3 separate regions of the Homo sapiens genome follow, and regions 1 and 2 are each linked to region 3. A link is an interaction called in ENCODE POLR2A ChIA-PET data of the cell type or tissue named here. Cell type or tissue: PC-9. All regions are shown on one strand.

Evidence for each region. ChIA-PET counts read pairs that join two places held together with the same protein. Peaks named below come from ENCODE experiments on the same cell type or tissue, not always from the same donor. Only the 100,000 strongest peaks of a DNase experiment are listed, where the experiment ranks them.
Region 1: POLR2A ChIA-PET joins it to region 3 with 14 read pairs; 3 of 35 experiments call an interaction of 5 or more read pairs at or near these places.
Region 2: POLR2A ChIA-PET joins it to region 3 with 11 read pairs; 2 of 35 experiments call an interaction of 5 or more read pairs at or near these places.

Annotation. Positions count from the first base shown.
Region 1 is chr12:32,203,604-32,211,603 of GRCh38, reverse strand. The region is part of intron 1 of BICD1 (BICD cargo adaptor 1); the gene reads right to left. Among named protein-coding and RNA genes, the nearest start is that of BICD1-AS1, 100 kb to the right of the region's middle. In PC-9, no CTCF peak of the experiment used is centred here; no DNase peak of the experiment used is centred here.
Region 2 is chr12:31,366,381-31,374,380 of GRCh38, reverse strand. LINC02387 (long intergenic non-protein coding RNA 2387) reads left to right here and starts at 5,080. Exons shown (of 2, transcript NR_146469.1): 1 at 5,080-5,632. RefSeq lists enhancers at 2,823-3,431, 3,432-4,039. In PC-9, no CTCF peak of the experiment used is centred here; DNase peaks (open chromatin) are centred at 2,940, 3,350, 4,190 and 4,570; H3K4me3 peaks cover 1,747 bases; H3K27ac peaks cover 3,439 bases.
Region 3 is chr12:32,086,110-32,094,109 of GRCh38, reverse strand. No RefSeq gene overlaps it. Among named protein-coding and RNA genes, the nearest start is that of BICD1, 17 kb to the left of the region's middle. RefSeq lists an enhancer at 4,178-4,678 and a silencer at 6,602-6,721. In PC-9, no CTCF peak of the experiment used is centred here; a DNase peak (open chromatin) is centred at 4,363.

The sequences.
Region 1 (8,000 bases), 120 kb before region 3:
GTGGCTCTCGTATTTTTCGCAGCACACAGGCAATGCTCTCTTGGCAGCTAAAACAACCCCTAAAGTCTTAAGAGCAAGTGAATTTATTGTTCCACCCTTGATTTAAAGTTTTCAAAAATTGTACTCTGGATCTAGCACCAAAGGAGATAAACATTTCAGATGTAGACCCAGAATAGATTTTCAAAAAAGAATCAAGAATTGAAATTGCAAATATCCAAATGTTGATAAATCCTCCATTCATATTTATTCCAGTTTCAGAAACCTTAACTGAACATATGGGTTTCCAAAATTAGCCATGATATTTATGAAGAACTTGGCCCTTCACTGGACCTGATTTGAAAAACAATGAAAGTATATGAGGTTATCCAAGGACACTAACCATCATGTTTTTTACTTGAAATAGCAAAATAACACCAATCCTGCCCAAGCTAGAGGTGCCTCATGATCTGCATTTGCAAATCCACTGAGAACTAAGAACTAACACTACTCAGAAAATGGCTGCTTTTAAGAAAGGGAGGGTGAAGGAGAAAACACTCCTATTTTAATCTAATTCCTAATTGTCAGCAACTAGAATTGGGCATGACACCCAACTGACATCTATCATCTGGCTGCTTGTTAAAGCTGATTTACCCGACTCGTCTGGCTCCACCAGGTACCTCCTTTCACCATCACCTCCTGAGTATCTCCTGACAAAGCCAGGCCCAATAGAAAGGAAACAATGTTTTTCAAGGTTACTGAAGCTGCATCTTTGGCTGAAATCACAAAACTAGCTTCAATCTGTATTTATAGGAGATATAGGGTAGTCGTGCTTCTAGTTATATTTTGTTCAGATTGCAAATTCTTTTTAGGTACTGCAATCATTTCATGGGTAATTTTTGTTTAAAATAAGTTGAAGTAAACTGACATTTTTCTATATACTTTTAGAATGTATTATGATTTCCTATCATGTCTGTAGCTATAATTGCACAATATTACTTTTAGTATATTCCATTGCATGGAGCAAATTTGCTTTAAATTAGATGTGACTGTAAGTCCAGTTAGCTATGTAATAAGTACTTTGTTTTCTCCTTCTACTTACATGACTTCTTAATGCAAAGAAAATTGATATTTTCTGTGTTCATATTCAGGATGATACGTTAATTGATAAACAGAAATTTCGTACCCATTATTCTTCATAATATAAAAGATAAAAGAAATAAAATTTTGACTAGTATATTTAATATCATTTTATCTTTAAAATGTTCTCTTTGATCACAGAATTTTCGTTCTTTCATCTCAAAAACTGTGGCAGAACGTGTACTAGGTCACCCAGGGACATTAGACAAAATACTTTTGATTTGAAACTGCAAAATAATACTAAAATTCATTCATTCATTTGTTGTTCATTCACTCGGCAAGTATTTACAAAGCACTGTACTATGTCAGGCACTGCTTTAGGCACTGAGGATTCAGCTATGTTCTGGGAAAACAAAAAAAAAAAACTCTGTGATCCAGAGCATGTATTCTAGTGGAACATAAACAAATCAATAGGTGCATGGCATGGCATAGTGTTGAAAAAGTTAAGGCAAGAGCATAGGCTAGCAGTGCCCAGTGGAACTTTCTGCGATGACGTATCTGTGTTGCCAATATGCCCAGTTGCCACACATGGCTACTGAGCTTTTGAAATGTGGCTGGTATGACCAAAGTACTGAATTTTTTATTTTGTCATTTAATTAATTTTAATTGTCATATATGGCTAGTGACTACTATGTTGGACAGGGATAGAGGGCAACCCAGATGCGTTCGGTGGGAACCTCATATAGAAAGGGCAGTCAGGGAAGAGGTGACCTTTGGGCAGAGACTGGAACAAAGTGAGGGAGTGACCTAGAACCTGGCCTTTCCCTCAGAGAAGAAAGCTTAGATATAAGTGTTGCTAAGCAAGAATTACAGCACTGCCATGACGCCTCTTTAAAGACAATCACTGGCAGTTCTTTACAGTCTCTTCTAAAGTATTTTAAGATCTGAGTGCTCCAGAGGATATTCAGATATAATTTAACTTGTAGGAAGAAAAGGGTTGGCTAGTGGCCTGACATGGTACCCTATCCTCCCCAATGAACTAGTTTACTTTATTTGAACATATAACAAAAATTATCTGACCAATTACCTTTCTGTTGCCTCAGCTGCCAGGAAATTCAGCATTAAATGCTCAACAGCAATAACGAAAATACCTTAAGGTTTTGTATAATTATCTCTGTTTTCTCTACATTGTTCTGCATTTTTTTGTGTTTATCCCATTGTATTGGTTTCTTCTACTTCAAATATTTTTGGAGTAGAAAGCATATGAGTTATAATCACATCAAATGGTTAAAATGATGCTTAATTACTGTTTGTTTTAAATGAAGTATTAATAAAAATCCTTATTAAGGCATGGAATTTGAGAGTTTAAGAGGTATGAAAGCTCTTCTAATGATTCATCCTTATTCCACTGAAAAACACTGAGCCCAGACTGGGCGCGGTGGCTCACGTCTGTAATCCCAGCAGTTTGGGAGGCTGAGGCAGGTGGATCACCTAAGGTCCACCTGACCAACATAGTGAAACCCCATCTCTATTAAAAATACAAAAATTAGCCGGCTGTGATGGCAGGTGCTTGTAATCCCAGCTACTCTGAAGGCTGAGGCAGGAGAATCGCAGGAGAATCGCTTGAACCCAGGAGGCAGGGTTGCAGTGAGCTGAGATTGCACCACTGCACTGCAGCCTGGGCAACAACGTGAGATACTGTCTCAAAAAAAAAGAAAAAAATAAAAAGAAAGAAAACACTGAGCCCAAATGATCTGATGAAGCACAAAAAATAGGAAGAACCTAGCTAAACATGTTAGAACTGACTGAGAAGTGTCTCTCAAACTACTGCTGCATATTCCAGCAGCAAAGAGTCTTAGAGAGTAGATTCAATTAGAAAAGAAGAGCTCACAGGAGGCCAGGCAACTCAGAAGTACCCAGCCAGGAGAAACCAGTTTCCATGATGCGTATGGCTCAAAAGTTAATAGGAGACATGAGGCCTCCCTGACAGACTCAAGCCTGATCCTTGAAAGGGCAGATGTACTCATAAAAGGCCAAAAGAGGTTAAGAGTGTGGGCTCCTGAGGTGGACCAACTCTGCCACTTACTGTGTGACATTGGGCAAATTACATAACATTCTGTGACTCCATTTTTTCATCTGTAAAATGGGGATAATAATAGCTTCTTTCTCATACTGCCACGAGGCTTAAAAGAGAAAATCTATGTATCACTTGGAACAGACCTTGGTATAAATATAGTAAGTACTCAATGACTGTTGGCTATTATTAGCAGAAAGACGACGTGCTTTGGAATCAAATCCATTGGGGTTTAATGCAAATGCATCTGGGTTTAAATCTGCCTCCTCTGAAATGTTTGGCAAGGTTTTTAAGTTCTATGTTTCAGTTACCTCATGTGTAAAATGAGAATAATAACATCTACCTTAAAGGTAAAAACAGCCTAGTCCTAAAAGGCAAGGATATCAGATAAGAGATATAAAATTCGTACCAAAATGCCTTGGACACAGTAAATGCTTATTAAATATCAATACCAATCCTCCTCTCTTCTGACCTTGGAAAGTCTCAGATTGAACACTGGCAAGCTGTTGCTTCCTCTGGTGTAAAGGTTTTCCTTGGACTTATCCAAGAATCAGGTGGCCGTTTACCTCATTATGAGAGCAGCTCCCTACTCATTTGTGAAACACTAAACCTCCTGCTAGGAAAGGAGTCCTGATGAATCTTTTTTCTCATTAAGTCATTAAAAATGTACAAAGACAAACACAGAGAAATTTCAAGAGGCATAGGCTCTTACGGTTTATATTAGCAAAGGTTGCAGCTTTTTCTTTTTTCTCTTAATGGGAATTTTCAATTCTTTCTTAACTTCTTCAGTTTTTCTAGCTTTTAACATAACTCCACCCAATTATAAAGTCCGTCCATTTGAGAAACACAGAATATCTAATTACCAATTTTTGATTCTCATTTTGTATTCTGAAAACCATTTTTCAATAATCATAAAAACAAAAGACATGCATTTTAAATGAGATGTTTTTTTAAAAAAAATCTATCACATATTCTTAACTGATTTAATCATCACATTACATGCCTACCGAGTATCATTCAAATAAATAGCATATCATATTTTCCATACTTCTCAACTAAATATTCTGTGATAACCTGGTGTAATACCCCAAGTTTTTCTAAGATAATAGTCAATAGCCTATTACTTAGATTTATATTTACTTAAAGCCTGGATTTTTTTTCTAACCCTGATGGTTTGTAATTGGTACCTCTATTTGCTTAATAAACTCCCTTGTCAACTGTTGAGAGTTTTTTTGTATTTTGTGGTTACATATTGAATATGCACAAAAAATTTATGACAAAATATAAACACAAAATGTAACATTAAAATGAATTCCTATAGTTTAAGAACGGGACCAAGACCCACTAGCCTCAAAGGCCTCTGTCTGTCCTCCTTGGTCCTATCTCTCTCATTGTACCTTCGGCCACTCCCCAAGTAAACACTATCCTGCATTTTGTATCACCATTTTCTTTATAGTTTACCATATATGTATGTTTCTGTAAATAAAATGCTATTTAATATTGTAGTAAAATACTGTTTGTAAAATTCATATGATGAAATCCTTCCATATGCACTCTTTTGCAATTTGCTTTTGGAACTCAACTTTAAATTCCGTTTATTCATTCTGATTAATGTAGCTGCAGCTACATTAATGTAGTAGATAAACTGCAGCTACATCAATGTAGTTTTCATTGTTATAAAGTAGTCTACTGGATATATACTTCATATTAATAATCCATTCTCTTGACAATGGATGATTGGATTGTTTCCAGTCTTTTGCTATTATAAACAATGTAGCTGTGAACACTGTTGGGCATTTAACTTAGGCTAGTACTTTTCAAAATACATTTGCTGAAGGAAGAGTTTTCTTTCCTTCTTTCTTTTTTTTGAGAAGGAGTCTTGCTCTGTCTCCCAGGCTGGAGTGCAGTGGCGTGATCTCGGCTCACTGCAACCTCCATCTCCCAGGTTCAAGTGATTCTCCTACCTCAGCCTCCTGAGTAGCTGGGATTACAGGCATGCACCACCACACCCAGCTAATTTTTGTATTTTTAGTGGATATGAGGTTTCACCTTGTTGGCCAGGCTGGCCTTGAACTCCTGACATCAGGTGATCAGCCCACCTTAGCCTCCCAAAGTGCTGGGATTACAGGCATGAGCCCCTGCTCCCGGCCTGGGAGAGTTTTATTTCTAATCCTTGTGGGCTAATGCTTTTTATTTGTGAAATGCAATAAAAATAAATTACTATATGCATATTCCTACCATGCAATCCAACCATTCCACTCCTAGGTATTTATTTATCCAAGACAAATGAAAGCACGTGATCACATAAAGATTTACACACAAATGTTCATAGCAGCCAAAATGCAAACATTTCAAATATCCATCAATTGGTGAATAAAAAACCAAGTTGTGGCATATCCATACAATGGAATACTAATCGGCAATAAAAAGGAGTAAACTACTGACATATCCAACAACATGGCTGAATTGCAAAACATTATGCTAAGTAAAAGAAGCCAGACAAAAGCAAGAGTACATTCAGTAACATTCCATTTACATGAAATGCTAGAGAATGCAAACTAATCTATAGTGACAACAGGCAGATGAGTGGTTGCACTGGGGCGGGGACAGGAGTGGAGGATTATGAAGGGATGTGGAGGGCCAAATGGGAGAGATTACACAGGGATGAGAAAATACTTTAGAGAGTCATGGATATGTTCATTATCTTGGTTGTGTTGATGATTTCGCAAGTATATACATATGTCAAAATTGACATATAATATATTGCACATATTTAAAGAGTGCAAATTGATCACTTATACATCAACAAAGCTGTAAAATCATAAATATTAGAAAAATATGAGAAAAAAGCACAAAGTACAAGCCTCAATTTTTCCATTATAAAATTTGACATAAAATTATATTTCAGTAAATTTAATCAGAAGACAAAAGATTACAAAAACTGTACCATTATTCACTGAAAGTATGATTCATATAAACTTGCTGCAGATCTGTAGGAAATAATTTGCAAACCAGCGCTGGCCCCCAGGTACAATTTGAGTAGCATTATCCTAAGTCACATGTGCAAGAGTCTCTCAAGCAGTGGTTCTCAACCTTACGAACCCATTAGAATCACTTGGGGAGCTTTTTAAAAACAAAGACATAGAGATTCCATCTCCATTCTGAGTTAACTAATTTGGGAAAGAGATTCCCAAATATTCTCAGTTGAAGGGACACTACTAAGTGGCTCAATTTTTTCAGGGTTCTAGGCACCCCTAGAACAAATTCCTAACAATTCCATTTAAGTAGTTAGGTCCAAAAAAGTTAACAAGTCTTTTTTGTCCTAACAATGCAGTAGCTGTTTGAAAAATCTGTATGAAAATACCAAAGAAAAAAGTTTTATTTCATTCTTAAATAACCTCAATTACTTATTAATGGAATGTGTGCACTCGTTGGGCACTATACAACTTCTTAAACTTTGGAATCATATTGGACTCTATCACCCTTATTTCCTCTTCCATACTGATTTTCATGATATCTGCTTTTTGTTACAGCAACCACTGAAAATCCAGCTTCGCATAATAGAAAGGGATGATGCGTGGGGTAACATTGAGACTGAACTGAAGTGTCTTGAGCTAGTAATTCACACTGCGTTCAACAGATGCCAAGTATCACTGCATTCCCCTTGAACATTTAAGATATCCCATCGTCTTCTGTGAGTTTGCTGTGGTTCCCCAGGGCATCTTGGCATACCATTTGAGAATCACAGGTCTGGGGTAAGGGCCAGGTGTAAGTATTTCCAACATGCTCATTTTGGGATGCTAATATATTATGCCAGGCTTGAGAAGCATTGCTGTGGAGTGTGGGCAGTGTTGTGGATTACACACAGCTTCAACTCTTCCTGACAAGGCTGCAGAGTTCTCCAAAGTGGCTGTACTAATTCAACTGCCACCAGCAGTGTCTAAGGATTCCTGTTTGTGACTCTACATTGTTAGGGTTGTTTGTTAAGACTTAAAAATTTTGGCCGCCCCGGAGAGTGTGAAACAGTATCACCTGGTGCTTCTCATTTGCATTTCCCTGATTACTAATGAAGTTAAGTAGTTTCACATTTTTATTGACCATTCACATTTTCATTTTTTTTTTTTTTTGACAGGGTCTCCTCTGTTGCCCAGGTTAGAGTGCAATGGCATGATCACAGCTCATTGCAACCTCCACCTCCCAGGCTCAGGCAATCTTCCCACCTCAGCCTCCCAAGTAGCTGGGACCACAGATGTCTGCCACCACACCCAGTTAATTTATGCATTTTTTTGTAGAGATGGGGTTTCACCATGTTGCCCAGGCTGGCCTCAAACTCCTGGGCTCAAGCAATCCACCTGTCTAGGCCTCCCAAAATGTTGGGATTACAGGTGTGAGCCACCACGCCCAACCTCACATTTCCACTTCTGTGTAGTTTCTATTCAAGGCTTTTGTTCATTTTTCTCCAGAGTACCTTTTTCCTTTATTAATTTGTCAGTTACATGTATGGCAAGTATCTTCCTCAAGTATTTATGGGTTGTTTCTTAACTCATTTTACAGTGCTTTTGATGAAGAGAAGTCCCACATTCTAAAAGACAGGTTTCTGTTTCCTAATTGTTAGTTACATGTTATTGTGCCAGACCCCTATTGAGTTGGATAGGGATAGCACAGGTTCGAGAGGCCAAAGAAGAGAGGCCAAAGAAGAGACCGAGAGCTGGCAAATGAGATATAGGGCTTCTCGAGGGGACTTACATATGCAGCGGTCCAGTGGTAGCAGGCTGGATGGACGAACCACTACCGTTTCTAAAAAGTATGCAGTTTATATAGCATTTTTACTTAGCTCCCCTCCTGCAACCTTCACCTGGCAACCCTCCTT
Region 2 (8,000 bases), 720 kb after region 3:
GCATGGTGTCATGCACCTGTTGTCCCAGATACTTGGAAAGCTGAGGTGGGAGCATTGTTTGAACTCAGGAGGTTGAAGCTGCAATGAGCCATGATCATGCCACTGTACTCCAGCCTGGGTAACAGAGCAAGACCCTGTCTCAAAAAAAGAAAAGAAAAAAATACCATATGCGGGATGACTTATAAAGAATAAACAACAGGTCGGGTGTGGTGGCTCATGCCTGTAATCCCAGCACTTTGGGAGGCTGAGGTGGGCGGATCACATGAAGTCAGGAGTTTGAGACCAGCCTGACCAATATGATGAAACCCCATCTCTACTAAAAATACAAAAATTAGTTGGGCTTGGTGACGGGTGGCTGTAATCCCAGCTACTCGGGAGGCTGAGACTGGAGAATTGCTTGAACCTGGGAGGAAGAGGTTGCTGTGAGCTGAGATTGTGCCACTGCACTCTAGCCTGGGCAACAAGAGCAAACTCTGTCTCAAAAACAAAACAAAACAAAACAAAAAACAGACATAATTGTGGAGGCTGGGAAGTCCAAGAGCCAAGGTGCTAGTATCTGGTGAGAGCCTATTCCTCACAGACGGTGCCTTACAGCTGTGCACTCACATGGTGGAAGGGGTAAACAATCTCCTTTGGCCCTCTTATAAGGGCGTGAAGCCCATTCATCACCTCTCAAATGACCCCAACTCTTAATACTATCACATTGGAGATTAGGTTTCAATGTACGAATTTTGAGGGGATACAAAAGTTGTGACCATAACAATGATCAAGCTCATATGCTTCTTATTCTGACCAAAGATCTGGTGGAACATGTTTGCAGCAGAGGCCTTGGGTCCTGAAAGAAATAAATCTGCCAGGCCCAGGACTAAGTACTCTTCTACCAGAATGTATGCTCTCTGAAAGAAATTTAGGAGAATGCAAAGATAAGCCACAGACTGGTAGAGAATATTAGCAACACACATATCTGGCAAAGGGCTTGTATCCAGAGTATATAATGAACCCTCAAAATGCAATAATAAGATAAACAGCCCAACAACAAAAAAAGGGCAAATGGCCGGGCGCAGTGGCTCACTCATGCCTGTAATCCCAGCACTTTGGGAGGCCGAGATGGGCAGATCACGAGGTCAGCAGATCAAGACCATCCTGGCTAACACGGTGAAACCCTGTCTCTACTAAAAATACAAAAAAAAAAATTAGCCGGGCGTGGTGACCGGCGCCTGTAGTCCCAGCTACTCGGGAGGCTGAGGCAGGAGAATGGCGTGAACCCAGGAGGCGGAGCTTGCAGTGAGCCGAGATCGCATCACTGCACTCCAGCCTGGGGGACAGAGCAAGACTCCATCTCAAAAAAAAAAAAAAGCGTGCAAATGATTTGAATAGGCACTTCACCAAAGAAAAACATAAAAGGATGTCAAAAAGCCCACAAAAGGCTGGACACAGTGGGTCATGCCTTTAATCCCAGCACTTCAGGAGGCCAAGGCAGGAGGATTGCTTGAGCTCAGGAGTTTGAGAACATTCTGAGCAACATAGCGAGACCCTGTCTCTACAAATAGTTTAAAATTTAGGCCAGGCTCAGTGGCTCACACCTGTAATCCAAGCACTTTGGGAGGCCGAGGCGGGCAGATCACGACGTCAAGAGATGGAGACCATCCTGGCCAACATGGTGAAACCCCATCTTTACTAAAAATACAAATTAGCTGGGCGTGGTGGCGCCAGCCAGTAGTCCCAGCTACTTGGGAGGCTGAGGCAGGAGAATCACTTAAACCCAGGAGGTGGAGCTTGCAGTGAGCCGAGATCGCGCCACTGCACTCCAGCCTGGCAACAGAGTGAGACTCCATCTCTAAAAAAAAAAAAATTAGGCTGGGCACGGTGGCTCACTCCTGTCATCCCAGAAATTTGGGAGGCCAAGGCAGGTGGATCACCTGAGGTCAGGAGTTCAAGACCAGTCTGGCCAACATGGTGTAACCCCGTCTCTACTAAAAAAATACAAAAATCAGCCAGACCTAGTGGTGCGCACCTGTAATTCCAGCTACTTGGGAGGCTGAGGCAGGAGAATCACTTGAACCTGGGAGGTGGAGCTTGCAGTAAGCCAAGATGGCGCCACTGCACTCCAGCCTGGCAACAGAGCAAGTCTCCGTCTCTTAAAAAAAAAAAAAAAAAAATTAGGCCGGGCGCGGTGGCTCACTTCTGTCATCCCAGAAATTTGGGAGGCCAAGGCAGGTGGATCACCTGAGTTCAGGAGTTCAAGACCAGCCTGGCCAACATGGTGTAACCCCGTCTCTACTAAAAAAATACAAAAATCAGCCGGGCCTAGTGGTGCGCACCTGTAATTCCAGCTACTTGGGAGGCTGAGGCAGGAGAATCACTTGAACCCGGGAGGCGGAGGTTGCGGTAAGCCAAGATCACACCACTGCACTCCAGCCTGGGCGACAAGAGCAAAACTCTGGCAAAAAAAAAAAAAAGAGAGAGAATTACCTAATTCTCATAGATTTTAGTTTACGTATTTGTCTTTTTTTTTTTTTTTTTTTTTTTTTTGAGACAGAGTCTTCTCAGTTGCCTAGGCTGGAGTGCAGTGGTGCAATCTCAGCTCACTGCAACATCCTCCTCCGGGGTTCAAGAGATTCTCCTCTCTCAGCCTCCCGAGCAGCTGGGACTACAGGCACGAGCCACCTGGTTAATTTTTCTATTTTTAGTAGAGCCGGGGTTTCACTATGTTGACCAGACTGGTCTCGAACTCCTGACCTCAAGTGACCCACCCACCTCGGCTTCCCAAAGTGCTGGGATTACAGGAGTGAGCCACTGCGCCTGGCCTTGTATATTTAGTTTAGAACAATGCCTGGCACACAGTAAGAAAACAAAAAATGTTACCTACAAAAAAGAAAAAGGAATCCTACCTCTGAGTGCAGTCTCACCTGAATTCTTTCCCTCCCACCCCCACCTCTGGGTTTGTTAAGTCATTCTCCCCTCCCACAGGATCTGCACCACTGTTCCTCCTTTATCACACTCACTTGTCACACAAGTTTTTAACCTTTGGGCAGCTATAAATTCCTTTGACAATCTAAGGAAAGCTACACCATCCCCAGGAAAACACACATATGCACGCACACACACACTCTTAGGTACAATTCTGGGGTGCCTATAGAACTCTAACACTAACCTGCCTTTTTAGATCCCTGAGTTAAATGGACATTAATGTCAAAGACTCCTTATTCCTTTGGAGCAGCAAACCTCAACAGGTCACAGGAGATTCCCAGAGCAGATCCTTACTGCAAGGATCAGAGTCCAAACGAGGCTTCACCAATCTGAGCTCATCTGAGATGCAAATTGCATTTCTCCCAGGCGGGGAGAGGACTCTCATTGTTCCTTCCTGACTGCATTTTTAGAGCTGACCCTTCACCCTCATGGGGGAAGGGCGCTACAGGGATGAGGGCAGGGAGGAGGCCGGTTACCAAATGAAAGAATGGGGCTGCTGGAGATTCTAAGATCATTTATTTATAAACTTCTGCAGCCCTGCTAACATCCATGCTTGTGATTTACCTCACCTCTGTCTCCCAGTTGGTAATCAACAAACCCGTACTACCAAAATGACCTATGCTTCTGTCTTCTGCCGCAGGAGAGGGTGATAACACGGGAGGCTGCTCTCCCACCCCACCCTTTGAGAAAAAGAGGAAGACTGGCCAGTATAAACGTGGCAAATAGCCCTGTCACTTCCCATAAGTTCTGTAATCTCCGTGAGCTTCCATTTTGCCTTTAGAGTGGGAATAATAAAACAGACCTCATACTTTTGTGTGAAAGCGAGGGAACTGCAAATCTCCTGCCCCTAGTAGCACTAATAATTGTTAGCTGCTGCTTCTTAATATTACATAGCACCTGGAAGGATGACGGGCCTGCTTGCTAAAGCTGGCTGTGAGTTTGGGGTCGGCTTGAGGAGAAGAGCAGAGTGCAGGGAGCTTCCTGGAACAGGGCCTGTCTGTCTTATACTTTCACTCTAGACAGCCCTTTCCCGTTTTGGTGTTCAGGAAATATGCCCCAGATCTTCAAGGGCTTCACCGTCCCTTCCCTTTAACTAGGATTCAGATGCCCTCATCTACAGACGGTTCCGTCATAAGGCCAAAAATGATTGGATTCAAAGGATCTGAAAGATTGGTCCAGCCCTTTCTTTATTCTGATTAGAAACAGTCCCAGAGGTGACGTGATTTGCCCAAAGTAGCGCAACTTCCTGGAACGAGAAACCAATCCTAAGATTTCCATGTCGGCGTTCTTTCCGCGGTGATCGGGTTACCTCCCAGACATAGGATTTACTTTTGAAAGAAAAGGAGCGGTCACACGGGAGAGGCATTGAAGGAAAAATTATTTGAATTTGGCAACTGCTTGTGGTGGGGGGATGAGAGGTGGAGGGTGATAAAGCGCCCCCTCACACTCACACACAAATAATGTGAACAATTTTAAATTGCTTTACTTTAGGAGATCATGGATTTTCCAGGGGGGCTGAGAACTTACCTGTTTACCCAGCCAAGTTAACAATACTCTGCATTGTTTACCTAACGCAGAGTAGGTACTGAAGAACTATTTGTCGCACGGATGACTGCATGACCGGATGCATCCCATTCCATCATAGAGTCAGATGAGGATTTGCAGAGCCAAGCCCCACCTGGGAGGCATGTTAAGTCCTTTCCAGTTCTTCTCAATTATGGCTCTGCAGTGAGTATCTTTTGTTCATAAATTCTTGACTGCACATCTTGATTATCTCCTCAGGATATTTTCCTAGAAGTGGGATTACTGGATTGAAGGGGATGCACATATTTAAGATTCTTGATTCCGAACCCCTCCAGCAGTATAAAAATGAGTCCGCTTCCCAGCAAGCTGGCCCAAACAGGCTATTATCAGGCTTAATTTTTATTTTTTATTTTTGTGCCCTCCTAATAGAACAAAAATCGCATCTCGTTTGGTTTGCATCTCTTTGGGGACTAATTAGATCGAGATTGAACTAGTTTTGAAGAAACACTCTAAGGAGTCCAGAGAAATCCTGTGTGGGGCAGGAGATCCATGAAAGGAGGCACATCCCGCCCACTGAGGTGAAACCAAAGGGCTTCTATTGTTTGGTGTGATTTAACCTTAAGATGGAAACATCTGAGCCTTGCTAGAGAGGCTTCCCCGGAACAACGGCTGGGGGTGGGGAGCTGTGACTTATCAGCTTCCCTATGTTTATTTTCATTTCCTGATGGAGAGTAAATCTTATAAACAAATGAAAAACCTGTGGACTTATCTTTAAAGACTACAAGGAAAAGGGGAACTGGGCAAACTATTGCAACTCAAAGTCGTGGAAAGGCAGGAGGGGGAGTGGGGAATTTAGAAAGATATTTCCAAGAGATGGCAGATAGGTCCCTGGGGGCCTGTGGCCAGCCTGGAGAGGGAGAGACCAAGCCAGAGGCTGTGGAAAGCTCTAGAGACTTTGTACTAGAAAGGCTGCTGTTGGTGGCAGAGCTTACATGGCCAGGGATCCCGGAGGACCTGGAAGGGGTTTTAATGGACTTTTGAGAATCAAAGTGAACTGCCAGGGACAAACAAGAGTGGCGAGGAAATGGAAGCAGTCATACCACTCAGGCTGGAAAATCGCTCTAGGAATGGCAAGAAGGTAGGTGTGGCGTTTTCCAAGAGAAGAGGGTGATGGTCAGCTGGGAGCTTTCCTTGACTATGAAACAAGGAAGACTTCTCCCCCATCCAGAGCCAGGAGCTGTCCCTGCTCTTCACTTAAGCACTGGGTTCTTTTACAAACCGTACCCAGGAGGATGACTGATTTACAAATGTTTATAGACAATTTTATTTACTAATCTAGCTCTCACTCTCAACTAAATTTATAATCCTAATTATAGTCATCAGCATTTTCTTGATAACAAACCTACAGGATTTTTTTTTTTTTTTTTTGAGACAGAATTTCGCTCTTGTTGCCCAGGCTGGAATGCAGTGGTACAATCTCAGCTCACCGCAACCTCCATCTCCTGGGTTCAAGTGATTCTCCTGCCTCAGCTTCCCGAGTAGCTGGGATTACAGGCATGCGCCACCACACCTGGCTAATTTTGTATTTTTAGTAGAGAAGGGATTTCTCCATATTGGTCAAGCTGGTCTCGAACTCCTGACCTCAGGTGATCCGCCTGCCTCGGTCTCCCAAAGTGCTGGGATTGAGCCACTGTACCCGGCCTACAGGATGTATTTTATAGTTGTTTTTTAAAACTTTGTGGAGAGTTTATTTTCTTGATTGCTTTAAGTTCCCTATTAAAGTCTTAAATTTAACAATTGGCTTCTAACAGTTTAGTAATCTATGAATATTTTGTACCGCTTTATTTATTCTAAAAGGGCTTAAAGTCAAAGAAAAATGAGTATTTCTTTTTTTTTTTTTGAGACGGAGTTTTGCTCTTGTTTTCTGTTTTGTTTTGTTTTTGAGATGGAGTCTCGCTCTGTCACCCAGGCTAGAGTGCAGTGGTGCGATCTCAGCTCACTGCAACCTCCGCCTCCCGGGTTCAAGCAATTTTCCTGCCTCAGCCTCCCAAGTAGCTGGGATTACAGGCATGTGCCACCATGACCGGCTAATTTTGTATTTTTAGTAGAGATGGGGTTTCACCGTGTTGGTCAGGCTGGTCTCGAACTCCTGACCTCAGGTGATCCGCCCGCCTCGGTCTCCCAAAGTGCTGGGATTACAGGCGTGAGCCACCGCACCCGGCCAAGGAGTTTTGCTCTTGTTGCCCAGGCTGGAGTGCAATGGCGCAATCTCGGCTCACCGCAACCTCTGCCTCCCGGGTTCAAGTGATTCTCCTGCCTCAGCCTTTCGAGTAGCTGGGCTTACAGGCATGTGCCACCATGCCTGGCTAATTTTGTATTTTTAGTAGAGATGGGGTTTCTCCATGTTGGTCAGGCTGGTTTCGAACTCCTGACCTCAGGTGATCCACCCGCCTCGGCCTCCCAAAGTGCTGGGGTTACAGGCGTGAGCTACTGCGCCCAGCTGAAAAGTATTTCTTAGAGGTTTAAATGAGTGATGTCAAAACTCTTTGAGGTGATGGATATGTTAATTACCCTGATTAGATCATTACACATTGTATGCCTATATCAAAATCTCACATGGTACCGCATAAATATATACAATTATTATGTGTCAATTAAAAATAATAAAAGCAGAAAACTCCAAATAAAATGTTTAAAAAGCTTGTCACACTTCAAAGTCACTTGGCACATTAAAAAATAGTTTCTCCTGCTTCACCCTTGAGAGGTTAATTTTATGGAATTGGGGCAAACCCAGAATCTGGTTTTTTTTTGTTTTGTTTTGTTTTTTTGAGACAGAGTCTCACTTGTCGCCCAGGCTGGAGTGCAGTGGCTCGATCTCCGCTCACTGCAAGCTCTGCCTCCTGGATTCATGACATTCTCCTGCCTCAGTCTCCCGAGTAGCTGGGATTACAGGCGCCCGCCACCATGCCCGGCTAATTTTTTTGTATTTTTAGTAGAGATGGGGTTTCACCGTGTTGGCCAGGATGGTCTCGATCTCCTGACCTCATGATCCGCCCGCCTCGGCCTCCCAAAGTGAGCCACCGTGCCCGGCAGAATATGTATTTTTAAAAACCACCCAGGTGATTCCTAAATTGCTGCTACAAAGACCAGTTTGGGGAACTTGTGATCTAAATGCTTATCTATATTTTGTATGTTTGGTTTTTTTCAAAATGAATATAAAAAGTATGAGGCTGGGCACAGTGGCTCGCGCCTGTAATCCCAGCACTTTAGGAGACTGAGGCGGGTGGATCGCTTGAGCTCAGTAGTTTGAAACCAGCCTGGGTAACATAGTGAAACCCCGTCTCTACCAAAAATACAAAAATTAGCCGGGCACAGTGGTGCATGCCTATAGTCCCAGCTACTCCAGAGGCTGAGGCAGAAGAATCCATTGAGCCCGGGAGGTGGAGGTTGCAGTGAGCTGAGATCACGCCACTGTAGTCCAGCCTTGGTGATAGGAGTGAAACACT
Region 3 (8,000 bases):
TCAGGTACCCTACGATCCCCCAAGCAGTAGGGACCTGGGTGCCTGAGCCACATCCTTGTTGCTTGTTACCATGTTTTGATGTTGGGCCATAAGCCCTAAGAGAAAAGCTAGAAGACTCAACCCAGTGGAAGTGATTGTATTCGTCTGTGCTCACACTGCTAATAAAGACATACCTGAGATTGGGTAATTTATCAAGGAAAGGGGTTTAACTGACTCACAGTTCAGCATGGCTGGGGAGGCCTCAGGAAACTTACAATATATGTCCTTCTTCACATGGTGGCAGCAAGGATAAGTGCAGAGCAAAAGGGAGAAAGCCGAAAGCCTCTTATAAAACTATCAAATCTCATGAGAACTCACTATCGCGAGAACAGCATGGAGGTAACTGCCCCCTTGATTCAGTTACCTCCCACCGGGTCCCTCCCATGACACGTGGGGATTATGGAAACTACAATTCAATATGAGATTTGGGTGGGGACACAGCCAAACCATATCAGTGGTCATCTTGTCTAAACAAGGATGCTGTTGAGCTCATTATCCATTAGCTCACACAGTGTCTCTTTTTACAAGAACATTTTGTGTTCTGCAGAATAAATCTATGTCTGGTCTTACTACCTAGAATCGTTGGCTTCTTCTGAGTAATTGGCCTGCTTTTATCTTATGGATACTGTAAATTGTATGACTGATCAGATTTCCTTTTATCCACAGGCTGCTAGAAAGCTTCTAGCCAAATTTGTGGTCCTCTTAGCAAGTGTATAGGTCAAATGATATATATTTTTGGCCTCATTCCTGGCTCTGTTTTATGTCTGTCTTTGCCATTGTTTTTCTCTCTCCTACAGAATACTTGAGATTATCTTGTATTTTATACAGCTCCGCCTGCTGCCTTAAGCCTCTTCTGAAACTAGGCAGTTAAGCATACTGGTTCAGAGCCTGCCTCTGGCATTAGAGCCACTGTCCCTCCATTTTTTCTGTACCTCAGTTTCCTCCTCCATAAAAAGGAAATACAGTATTTGCTTCACAGAGTTCTGATGAGGATTAAATGACAAAATACATGTAAGGACCTCAGATGTGTGGCTAGCTTGTGGTTAAGCGCTTAAAAGAAATTTTAAAATAATTACAAAGAAGTCGTTGTAATCATTCTCCTATTATTGGAGTTTAACCTTGTATAACTAACTCACTCCAAGTAGAGTTAGTACTAGGTCCAAGAGTGTGAATGTTTTGAAGGCTGTGAACTAGTTTATGTATCAGTTGGAGTGGAAAAGAGCTCCAGCTTTCCCATGCCTTTATCAATGCTGAATGCTATTACTTTTAAAACTCTTTGCCAATTTGGGCCGGGTGCGGTGGCTCACGTCTGTAGTAACAGCATTTTGGAAGGCCGACGCGGGCAGATCACGAGGTCAGGAGATCGAGACCATCCTGGCTAACACGGTGAAACCCCGTCTCTACTAAAAATACAAAAAAATTAGCCAGCCGAGGTGGCGGGCGCCCGTAGTCCCAGCTACTCGGGAGGCTGAGGCGGGAGAATGGCGTCAACCCAGGAGGCGGAGCTTGCAGTGAGCCGAGATCGCGCCACTGCACTCCAGCCTGGGCGACAGATGGAGAAAAAAAAAAAGACTCTTTGCCAATTTGACAGGTAAAAAAGGAGTATCATCTTATTGTCCTTCCAATGTACATTTTATTGGTAACTAATGAGATCGAACCTTCTGACTCAAACCACTACATTTATTTATTTATTATTTCTATTTCTTCTCTTTCTTTCCATCTTTTGCAATTTTTCCATTGCGGTCTTTGTGTTTCCTTTAATCTATTTAAATAAGATGATGGACTCTTATTTTCTGTCTCCAGTCATCTGCTGAGAGGGAGTCGGAGTACAGGGGCTTGAAAGAGGTAAGATTCACAGGCAGAAACAGAAAAAGGGTGACCAAGAACACGTAAACGATCAGACCAGCATGTGAGTCCTGCAGAGTGAGCTGTCATCTGATTAGCTGAGAATGGATGCACAGTTCTAAAATCTAAACACAGTTTATAGAAGAACATACCCATAATCTGTCTCCTCTTGTTCTTTTAAAACATGACCAATTCCAGAAAAAAATCATCATTGTTTTGTTCTTTAAGTGGGAAATAAAATTCCTTGAATCACAAAGTAATTTTAAGATGCTAATCAAACCCTTAGCTGTTACAAAGACTGTTTGCAGATGAGTAATTATTTTTGTTGCCATGGAACCCCAGCTGATGCTATGGGCATGGAACCAGCTTGCACAGATCATTTTTATCAAACCAAGTCAAACCAATCAGTATAGCTACTAAATCATTTCAGTTTAAAACGCTTTCTCTCATTGCTGGTGGAGGGAAGTTAGATGGTTTGGCACTGTTTTGCACACCCAGCTCAACTTCTTAGTTCTCTTTTTTGACATTTTTGCTTTTTCTGTTCTTTTTATTTATATTTTATTTTATTTTATTTATTTGTTTGTTTTTGAGTCAGAGTCTTGCTCTGTCACCCAGGCTGGAGTGCAGTGGTGCGATTACAACACATTGCAGCCTCAACTTCCCAGGCTCAAGCAATTTTCCCACCTCAGCCTCCCAAGTAGCTGGGGCTACAGGTGTGAGCCACCATGCCCAGCTAATTTTTTATTTTTTGTAGTGACGAGGTCTCACTATATTGCCCAGGCTGGTCTCAAACTCCTGGGATCAAGCAATCTTCCTGCCTTGGCCTCCCAAAGTGCTAGGGTTACAGGCTTGAGCCACTGCACCCAGCCTGTTCTTTTTAAAAAAAATTTAATAAGTACAAAGCACATGCCATAATAGTATTCTGATTTCTCCTAATAAGGACCCTGGGTATCTCAGCCTATTTTCATGAGGATACTGAGTACCAAAATATACTGTGGGCAGCCCATGATCACATGCTGGACAGAGCGACACAAGCCTTATATACAACTTCTTTAATGTGCTACTAGAGTTTCTGGGTGACTGAGGAGAACACAGTTACAAACTCTTGGTTTTAATTTGGTAAACAAACTTGAAGGTTGATTCCATTGTGCTTTTCTCTAACTTAAAAAAAAAATAACAGCAGGGCATGGTGGCTAACACCTGTAATCTCAGCACTTTGGGAGGCTGAGGCAGGAGGATCATTTGAGCCCAGAAGTTCAAGACCAGCCTGAGCAACATAGCAGAAACTCCATTTGTAGAAAAATTTAAAAATTACCCAGACATGGTGGCACGCACCTGTAATCCCAGCTATTTGGGAGGCTGAGGTGGGAGAATCATTTGAGCCCAGGAGGTTGAGACTGCAGTGAGCTGAGATTGTGTGACTGCACTCCAGCCTGGATGACAGAGCAAGACCCTGTCTCAAAAAAAAACACACACACACACACAAACATGATTTGGATAGATAGATAGATAGATAGATAGATAGATAGATAGATAGATAAACTTACCCCTTACAACACCCCAGGCCCCAGGATACTAAGGGTAATAATAAAATATTATTATTATTATTCCCATTTTATGGTGAGGAAATGAAGGCACAGAGAAGTTATACACCTTACGTGAGGCCTTACAGCTGATAAACGATGTTTGTCAACTCTGAACTGTCTTTCCTAGGCCAGGTATTCCTCTCTCACTCCACTTTCTACTACTTCCTCCTATCCTCACTGAGTGTCTACAAATTATAAGTCACGTTCTCTACCAAAATGCTATAATGGATAAAACAGTGGACTAGTAGTCACAAGACTTAGATTCATGTCCCATGTGGCCATGGTAAAGTCACTTAACCCCACTGGGCTTCGGTTTCACCATCTGTCACATGAGAATAATAATAATACTAACTTCACAGGGCAGTCACAGAAATCAAGTGAGATGACGGAGGTGAAAGATCTTTGTAAGGTGAAAAGTTGAAGCAACTCCTATGATTTTTCATTACCTCTGCTAGTGAGTGTTGTCAGTGAGGTTTCACAGAACAGGTGATATTGGAACCAAGTTGTGAAGTGGGGATGTGTGTTCTGAGATAATCACAGATCACTTACTGAACAACTCTGGTGTTCCAGGCTCTGTGCTAAGAACTATATACACATTGTCTCATTTAGTGCCATCAACAGCTCTATCAGCTCTTTCAGGTAGGCCCTGCTCACACTGCTCACATAAAGGCCTGCTAGCATGATTCAAGAATGGTTTGGTCACGTCGCTGTCGACCAGTCACAGCCCAAAGAGAGAGTGCTGGTGGCTGGAACAATAAACTGTGCAGACTTTGAAGGTGGCAGCCCAGGTCCTCAGAATGAGCAGATCTGCAGGAGCCAAGCCATGCACTGTGAGCTCAATTAAGACACAACAGGAACAATTCCCTTTGGTCAGTGGCCACATCCTGTGAGGGTATAGCCTGGGGCATAACTGGCATGTCAGTTCCATCTGGCTTTTTCCATTGCATTGGGAGACTTTGGAGGCTTTTCTTAATTGGTTTTGACAATGATTCTGGTTTAAGCCTTGTCTGCCCTCAGTCACATCAAGAGCACAAAAGCATAAAAAGACTAGAAACCCTGGATTGCCTCCAAAATGGACCTCCAACTTATAAAGCAACAAGCTAATGAATGCATTTTAAGGCATACGCGATGCAAATGAGCCACGTGAAAAAAAAAACAGAGTTGGTGATTTTTTTTCATGTTTCTAAACATCACTCCTGAAGCATTTAGTACAACTGAAAAATTGGAATGGACAACTGAAGCAATTGCTACACAAAACATGAAATACCAAGGGCATGAGGGACGGGCTTTCCAGACTATGGGAGGATATCGTGAAGCTGAACATGCAGGGCCCCAAGGGAAGAAATCTGGTTGAGCAATGTGGACAGGGTGGGCTGGGGGATAACTCATATCACAACATAACCAACTAATTTTTAAAAATCACTTTTTCACCTCAGGACCAGAGATTCTATTACTCACCCCCAAGACAAAACTGAAGAAATCCTGGCCCCTCTTAATTGTTTACATGAATGTGATGGGCCAAATTCTGATGAGATAAGTGAGTGAGGCTGGCTCCATCTCGCATGTGGCTAAGGCAAGACTGATGCATTTATTACCCATCTTGTTACGTGGAAAATATTCTCCGTGATATACCTGTTCCACCCTTCAGCTCTGGCTGAGTATAGACAGGTAGAGGTGCACTCAAAGCCACTTCCTTCCATAAGACCAGGCGTATGAGCTCAGAAGGACTCCTCACAGAAAACAAGGGAGGTGGGCAGAAGAAACTCGGGTCACCAGGAAGGTGTCGGTGTCAAGCTACACTTACTTTGACCTTTTGCCCTAAAGAGAATGCTCTCTTAGCAACCTTTCCAAATATATATACAGCCTAGGACAATGGATGCCGAGTGATGGCTCCATTATTAATCCACCAAACCATGTTTAAAGCTATTTACTTCATAATATTAGGTCCAAACCATACTTGGCTCTTCTGGATGGAGGCTGAAAATGAACATTGTAGGTGCAAACAATCTCTCTCTCTCTCTTTTTTTTTTTTTAGGGGGAGTCTCACTCTTCTTGCCCAGGCTGGAGTGCAATGGCATGGTCTCGGCGCACTACAACCTCCACCTCCTGGATTCAAGCATTTCTCCTTCCTCAGCTTCCCAAGTAGCTGGGATTACAGGTATGCACCACCACACCTGGCTAATTTTGTATCTTTAGTAGAGATGGGGTTTCACCATGTTCGTCAGGCTGATCTCGAACTCCTGACCTCAGATGATCCGCCCACCTTGGCCTCCCAAAGTGCTGGGATTACAGGTGTGAGCCACAGCGCCCGGCCAGGTGCAAACAATCTCTAATGGAACATGTTTGAGACCAAAGGGAATGATTTTCGTATGTCTTCATTGAGCTCGCCAGTGCATGGCTTGGGTTCTTGTAGATTCATTCATTTTTGAAGACATGGGTTAACATGTTCAAAGCCTGTGCAAAATTCTGTGATTTTTTTGAAAAAACAGGACACAGAATAAGTTGAGTTAGGAGGATCCTGTGGAATGACAGTTATAGTAACTAACTGTAGCCAACTGTGACCTACTTCTAACTAAAGGCAATATGCATTATCGATCAAAAAAATAACCTGACTGGGCTCAGTGGCTCACGCCTATAATCCCAACACTTTGGGAGGCCAAAGCAGGCAGATCACCTTATAGTAATAAGGTGGATCATCTTATAGTAATGATAAGAGTCAACCTAGCCTACAGTGGGAAATTGAACTATGGCCACCAGTTGGCCTTAGGAAAAATTACAAAAGATGGGAGCAGGAGAGGGGAAATAGGTCAATCCCGAATCATTCAACTGAACTTATAATAAGGAATATGTTCAAACATTGAAAGGGAAGGCAAAAAGAGTAACAAAATAGATGATCAAATCATGAATAGAAAATATGTAGTTGTTTTATAAATGTTACACCTTCTTCACATTGGAGTTCAAATACGTACGGAAATAAGAAACTTGTTATTGTGTTTCTCCTCTATATACTGGCATGGAAAAGGTGATGAGCCTTTATAACTGGGACTGCAAAGATATTGAGCCAGCCATTTACCATTTCAGAAGCTGTGTGTTTTGCAATATGCGGGTGTGGGTGGGTCAAATGTCCTTCTTAGGGATTCCCCTCTACCGTCAGGAAGCCACCCAGCATGCTAATCAGAAAGCCCAGTCTTGGGGCAGCTGCTACAAGTGCTTTCTCTTTAATGAGCACCTGAGACTTTTAAAGTTAGCATGGGCCCGCAGCAGTGGCTCACACCTGTAATCCCAGCACTTTTGGAGGCTGAGAAGAGGGATCACTGAGCCCAGGTGTTCATGACTAGCCTGGGCAACACAGGGAGACCCTGTCTCTACAAAAAATTAAAAAATTAGCCAGAAATGGTGGTGCATGCCTGTAGTCCCAGCTACTCAGGAAGCTGAGATGGGAAGATTGCTTAAGCCTAGAGCGTTGAGGCTGCATGAGCTGTGATCATGCCACTGCACTCCAGCCGGGGCGACAGAGAAAGGCCCTGTCTCAATAAAATAAAATAAAATAAAGTTAGCATCATTATGTTAGAAATGAGTTTCCAGTGTTAAAATTGGTAGTGGTAGGCCAGACGTGGTGGCTCACACCTGTAATCACAGCACTTTGGGAGGCCAAGTCAGGCAGATCACAAGGTCAGGAGTTCAAGACCAGCCTGGCCAATATGGTGAAATCCCATCTCTACTAAAAATACAAAAATTAGCCGAGCATGGTGGTAGGCGCCTGTAGTCCCAGCTACTTGGGAGGCTGAGGCAGGAAAATTGCTTGAACACGGGAGCCAGAGGTTACAGTGAGCTGAGATTGCTCCACTGCACTCCAGCCTGGCAACAGAGCGAAACTTCATCTCAAAAAAAAAAAAAAAGGCTGGGCGCGATGGCTCACGCCTGTAATCCCAGCACTCAGGAGGCTGAGGAGGGTGGATCACCTGAGGTCGAGATTTCGAGATCAGCCTGACCAACGTGGTGAAACCTCGTCTCTACTAAAAATACAAAAATTAGCTGGGCATGGTGGCAGACGCCTTTAATCCCAGCTACACAGGATGCTGAGGCAGGAGAATCACCTGAACCCAGGAGGCAGAGGTTGCAGTGAGCCAAGATCGCACCACTGTACTACAGCTTGGGTGACAGAGAAAGACTCCATCTCAAAAAAAAAAAAAAAAATGAGCAGGTTGTACGAACGGTTGTGTGCTTGCTTGCTGATAAGCGCATGCTCTATACAAATATATATGGGTGGCCTAATTTTGTCGAAACCTTGCTTTCATTATAACCGGGTACTCAGGGGTGGGGAGTAGCTAACTGTGACCCACTTCTAACTAAAGGCAATATGCGTTATCGATCAAAAAAATAACCTGACCGGGCACGGTGGCTCATGCCTGTAATCCCAGCACTTTGGGAGGCCGAGGCATGCAGATCACCTGAGGTCAGGAGTTCGAGACCAGCCTGGCCAACGTAGTGAAGCCCTGTCTCTACTAAAAATACAAAAATTAGCTGGGT